Regions from separate parts of the Homo sapiens genome. Here region 1 is linked to region 2. Evidence: read pairs that join two places in POLR2A ChIA-PET (ENCODE). Cell type or tissue: GM12878. All regions are shown on one strand. Links, peaks and the distances in the headings refer to the core of each region. The heading gives the core; the rest is flanking DNA. Region 1 overlaps LRCH3 (leucine rich repeats and calponin homology domain containing 3). Region 2 overlaps LRCH3 (leucine rich repeats and calponin homology domain containing 3).

Evidence for each region. ChIA-PET counts read pairs that join two places held together with the same protein. Peaks named below come from ENCODE experiments on the same cell type or tissue, not always from the same donor. Only the 100,000 strongest peaks of a DNase experiment are listed, where the experiment ranks them.
Region 1: POLR2A ChIA-PET joins it to region 2 with 5 read pairs; 7 of 35 experiments call an interaction of 5 or more read pairs at or near these places.

What each region holds. Positions count from the first base shown.
Region 1 is chr3:197,859,720-197,862,634 of GRCh38, forward strand. All of the region lies in intron 15 of LRCH3 (leucine rich repeats and calponin homology domain containing 3), which reads left to right. Among named protein-coding and RNA genes, the nearest start is that of LRCH3, 70 kb to the left of the region's middle. In GM12878, for the core only: no CTCF peak of the experiment used is centred there; no DNase peak of the experiment used is centred there.
Region 2 is chr3:197,797,414-197,800,328 of GRCh38, forward strand. All of the region lies in intron 1 of LRCH3 (leucine rich repeats and calponin homology domain containing 3), which reads left to right. Among named protein-coding and RNA genes, the nearest start is that of LRCH3, 7.6 kb to the left of the region's middle. RefSeq lists an enhancer at 1,631-1,680. In GM12878, for the core only: no CTCF peak of the experiment used is centred there; a DNase peak (open chromatin) is centred at 1,668; H3K4me3 peaks cover 830 bases; H3K27ac peaks cover 2,345 bases.

The sequences.
Region 1 (2,915 bases), core at 148-2,647, 62 kb after region 2:
TCTTTCCAGAGTGGAGATTTTCTAGTTATTTAGCATTTTTTAATGTAAGAATCCTTTTTTTTTTTACACAAAATACAATATTTTTTTAATGTAAGAATTTAAAAACAATTACGATGCCATCCTTAGCTTCTTCCTAAATAAACTCAGATTCTTTTACATGCCTTTCCCAGACTGTTCATCTTTAATGAATTTTCACAAGTTCTGTGCCCTCCATTCTGGCTTCATGGTCCAAACTAGAAATACATCCCTCGTTAGAGCTTGCTCATTTAGGGTGATTTTTAAATTTTTGGTCTTCATTTTGCTCAGTATCCACTGGAATTCTCAAATATTTTAGTTATACCTCTTCTATGTGTTGAGACAGGGTCCTGCTCTGTCTCCCAGGCTGGATCCTCCCTCCCTAGCCTCCTGAGTAGCTGGGAATACAGATGCGCACCACCATGCCTGGCTGACTTTTTAAGTTTTTGTAGAAACAAGGTCTCACTGTATTGCCCAGGCGGGTCTCAAACTCCTGGGCTCAAGAGATCATCCTGCCTCGGCCTCCCAAAGTGCTAGGTGTCAGCCACTGCGCCCAACCTCCTTCAACTTCTAAATGACAGTTACTTTCCACGTGTTGTATTCTTTATTTTTTCTTGAATATTTAATTTTGCTGTTTGAATATTTTTACTTGTCTCATGTACCAGAATACTTTCAAATTGTTGCATTGAGCCAGGTACACTGGCTCACACCTGTAATCCCAGTGTTGGTAGCCCGAGGGGGAATACAATTGAGGCCAGGAACTCAAGACTGCAGTGAGCTGTGATCACACCACTGTACCCCAGCCTGGGACAGTGCAAGACTGTGTCTCTAAAAACATTAAAACCGAATTCTTGTATCATGTCCTTTTTTTTTTTACTTTTTAATTTTTGTGGGTACATAGTAAGTGTGTATATGGGGTTCATGAGGTATTTTGATATAGGTATACAGTGCATAATAATTATATCAGGTAAATGGGCTATCCATCACCTCAAGCATTTATCCTTTGTGTTACAAACAATCCAGTTATACTCCTTTAGTTATTTTTAAATGTACAATTAAATTATTGACTGTGATGACCATTTTGTACTATCAAATGCTGGATCTTATTCTTTTTATTTTTTTTGGACCCATTAACTGTCCCCATTTCCTTCCCCCACCCTCCCACTACCCTTCCCAGCCTCCGGTAACCCTCAGTTTAGTCTGTCTGCATTGTGCTTTTTTAAATGCTGACCCCAACTTTTTTTTTTTTTTTTTGAGACGGAGTTTTGCTCTTGTTGCCCAGGTTAGAGTGCAATGGCACAATCTCGGCTCACTGCAACCTCTGCCTCCTGGGTTTAAAGCGATTCTCATGCCTCAGGCTTCCGAGTAGCTGGGATTACAGGTGCCCACCACCAAGCCCGGCTAATAACCTCAACTTTATAACAACTGTAAATCTGAGAAACCTCCTCTGGTTATTGTTGAGCATGCCCTACATACCTGGATGCCTCCTGAAAAAACTTCATAATTCTCTTCCATGTGAACCCTTTGCTAGCCGTTCTCAACTGGGATCCTTACTGGAACAACACAGAAAATTATTTCAGCAACTTTTTTTCAAAATGATCTCAAGGAAGGTCCATAACTGGCACCATTCTAGATGTATGGGAGAGAAGTTAATTTGTTGTACTCCATGAACACCTTCGGGCATTGTGGCTTATTCAGAGTCATAACTGAGAGTTGTTTTGACTGTGCCAAAAGTTGTGTGGTCCAGACAGACCACAGTGTCTTGTTCTACAGTGACTGTCATATGAGATTAAAAATAAAACTTCACTAGATTTAAGATAGATAAGTCTTTTTTTTCTATCCGACCTGCTGTACTGTCAAATTATTATTTTAAAAGATTTATTCTTTATTTTTTTAGTATCTCTATTACTTTCACAGCAATTATACATTATACTTATGAATTTATTTCTTTTATTGCTTAGCTAGGCTTAAAAGTTGAGTTTATATCAGTTCTGGGTTTTTTTTTCTTTCCATTGCCTCAATTCTCTAGTGAGAGATTATTTCTTAACCTTTTTTTTGCTCTCCAGTTTTCCAAGAGTTCCCAAATGTAGTTAATGGCCTCACAGTGATTTAAGCTAATGATTTTTAGTATCCTAGAATGCAAGTCACTTAGATTTATAGCTTTAATAAAAATACATTTCAGAAACCATTTTTACACGTCTCCTCTCCTCTGGCTTTGTTTTCATCACGCCCAGTAGTATATTATCTGTTGCTGTTTCTTTCTTTTTTGTTTTCCTTTGAGACGGACTCTTGCTCTGTCGCTCAGGCTGGAGTGCAGTGGTGAGATCTCAGCTCACTACAAACCTCTGCCTCCCAGTTTCAAGTGATTCTCCTGCCTCAGCCTCCCGAGTAGCTGCGATTACAGGCGCATGCCACCACGCCCAGCTAATTTTTGTATTTTTAGTAGAGATGGGATTTTACCGTGTTGGCCAGGCTGGTTTCAAACTCCTGACCTCAGGCAATCTGCCCACCTCTGCCTCCCGAAGTGCTGGGATTACAGGCGTGAGCCTACTGCGCCCGGCCTGTTGCTGTTTCAAACCGAAGGAGAGAACATTCGCTGCCCTTCATTGTTGTTTCAGCTCTTCTCATCTCATAAAGTTGCCTGTTAACTTTCTCCTTTTATTCCTTAATACTTTTAAATTTCTAGTCTATGTCCTGTTAATAGGAAGTGTTTTTTAAATTTCTAGTCTATGTCCTGTTAATAAGTGTTTTTTAAATTTCTAGTCTATGTCCTGTTAATAAGTGTTTTTTAAATTTTTGAAAATATTTTTTCCTCCATTGTCTAGAATAATCTCTACCTTGAATGTTTCTCTTTTTGTATTATTGGTCCTTGAACATGTCTTTGTTTAACCAATTTTCTA
Region 2 (2,915 bases), core at 219-2,718:
ATTCTTGGAGGAAGGACGTAGAGAATGGAAAAGGTAGGCACTGTCAACTCAGGGAGATACCAGCATTTTAAAAGGTGGAAAGAGGAATCAGTCTGGGAAAAAACAGAAACAGAAAAAAGATTCAGTAACTAGGCCTGTACTAGAATTCATAGAATCCTAAAACTAGGCCGGGCGCAGTGGCTCACGCCTGTAATCCCAGCACTTTGGGAGGCCGAGGCAGGTGGATCACCTGAGGTGAGGAGTTTGAGACCAGTCTGCCCAACACGGTGAAACCCCGTCTCTACTAAAAATACAAAAAATAGCTGGGTGCCATTGGCAGGCGCCTATAATCCCAGCTACTCAGGAGACAGGCAGGGGAATCGCTTGTGCCGGGGAGGTGGAGGTTGCAGTGAGCTGAGATGGCGCCTCTGCACCCCAGCACTGGCAACAGAGCGAGACTCCATCTCAAAAAAAAAAAAAACAAAAAAAACAAAAAAAAAAACAAAACCAGAAAAATCCTAAAACCAGAAGGAACCATAGTGACCTTCTAAGTTATTTCACAAATGAGAAGCAATCTGAAGCTGGGTGCAGTGGCTCACGCCTGTAACCCTAGCACTTTAACACTTTAGGAGGCTGAGGCGAGTGGATCACTTGAGCCCAGGAGATGGAGACCAGCCTGGGCAACATCGCAAACCTCGTCTCTTAAAAAAATACAAAAATTAGACAGTTGTGGTGGAATGCATCTGTAGTCCCAGCTGCTTGGGAAGCTGAGGTGGGAGAATCGCTTGAGTCTGGGAGATTGAGGGTGCAGTGAGCGGAGGTCGCACCACTGCTCTCCAGTATGGGCAACAGAGTGAGACCCTGTCTCAAAAAAAATAAATAAATAAATAAATGAGAGAGAAGCAATCTCAGATTAAATGATATTCTTAACGTTGTATAGTGAGGTGATACTGTTTTACACAAGGCAAATAAGAGTCATAGCTGAAGCTTGAAGAAAACTCTTGAATGAAATACAGAAAATGAGAAAGCAAAGACTCACCATTGGTGTAAAGCCTACAGGTGAGAGCAGGATGCTGTGGGCAGGTGGACTACAATCACACACAGAAAAAGGAAACATTGACATGTGGCGGGTGAGCCAAAGTAATGCAGTGTCATTGGAGCTATGAGAATTAAAATTTTCAAGAAATGAATACTTTCTAGGTAAGAAGAATGAGGACTGCTAAAATGCCATTTAATTTTCCAAGGAGGCAGTCTGTAACTCACAAAATTATGGTTTCATTAGTCTTGGAAATACGGACTAGAGTACCAGGTCTTAATTTGAGATTGTGTTTTTCTTGGATCCTTGTTTATGTCTATTTTGTAACAGTCACAGTATATGCACTATGAATTTTTCTAGAACTGTACTGTGTAGTATGGTAGCAACTAGCCGTAAGTGGTTATTAAAATAGAAATTTAAAACTTGGTTCTTCATTTGCACTAGCCACATTTCAAGTGCTCAGTAGCCACATATGTCATTTTGGACAGCACCTTGGACCAACCTCCTCTCTGTCATACTGGACAGCACAGATAATAGAACTCTCTCATCACTGCAGGAAGTTAGGTTAGACAGTACGTTAGACTCCCCTGAGATTGGTCTTAGAAGGGAAGGGGAGGTAGTAGGATGGTTTCTTTAGGGGAGGTGAGAAGATGAACCATAGAGGACCACTGAACCAGTTTTGAGAGTACGGGAGTGACAGCAGTGCTGGGGCTGAGGAGTTCCCAGGTTCCAGTTCCTTTTACAGTGGCTATATTTGGGAGCTGGATGGTTAACGTTACTTCATGTTAGAACATCAAGTATGACTTTAAGTGGTGTGGTTATATACATGTTTCTTGTTCTTTCCAGTTCCTCTGTAAAATATCCCAGGTGCGCTTGGGAAAAATGTATGGTCAATGTGGTAATTCACACAAAGGAATATTATTTTGAATTCCTGAAGCAGCCAGCAATATCAAATGCAGTGTGACTAATTTTAGAATCAAACTAGTAGTAAAAATGTAAAGCATTTCCTTATTCACTTTTAACTTTCTTCTTTGCTCTTCACAATTTCTAAATTTTTATTGTTTGAAGGAAGTCTTAAACCTTGGATTTAAACTGGTTTAACTGATTTCTTATTTAAAAACTGGGTAATAGATTTTCCCATTAAAAACAGGTTTTTGGCTAGGCGCGGTGGCTCATGCCTGTAATCCCAGCACTTTGTGAGGTCAAGATGGGTGGATCACCTGAGATCAGGAGTTTGAGACCAACCTGACCAACATGGCGAAACCCCGTCTCTACTAAAAATACAAAAAATTAGCTGGCTGTGGTGGCACGCGCCTGTAATCCCAGCTTCAGCTACTCGGGAGGCTGAGGCAGGGGAATTGCTTATCCCGGGAGGCAGAAGTTGCAGTGAGCCGAGATCACGTCACTGCACTCCAGCCTGGGCAGCAGAGTGAGACTCGCTCTCAAAACAAAAACAAAAAACAAAAGAACAGGCCGGGTGCAGTGGCTCATGCCTGTAATCCCAGCACTTTGGGAGGCCGAGGCAGGTGGATCATGAGGTCAGGAGTTCAAGACGAGCCTGGCCATGATGGTGAAACCCTGTCTCTACTAAAACTACAAAAAAAAAAAAAATTAGCCAGGCGTGCTGGCAGGTGTTTGTAATCCCAGCTACTCGGGAGGCTGAGGCAGGAGAATTGCTTGAACCCCGGTGGTGGAGGTTGCAATGAGCCAAGATCACGCTGATCGCACCACTATACTCCACTCCAGCCTAGGCGACAGAGTGAGACTGTCTCAAAAAAAAAAACCCCACAGTTTTTTAAAAATGATTTTCATATCATAGAGAGTGGGAAGGTAAGCCACAGTCTTCTTAAGATTTCCAATAAATGCAACAGATTAGATCCAGAATATTTAAGAATGTCTA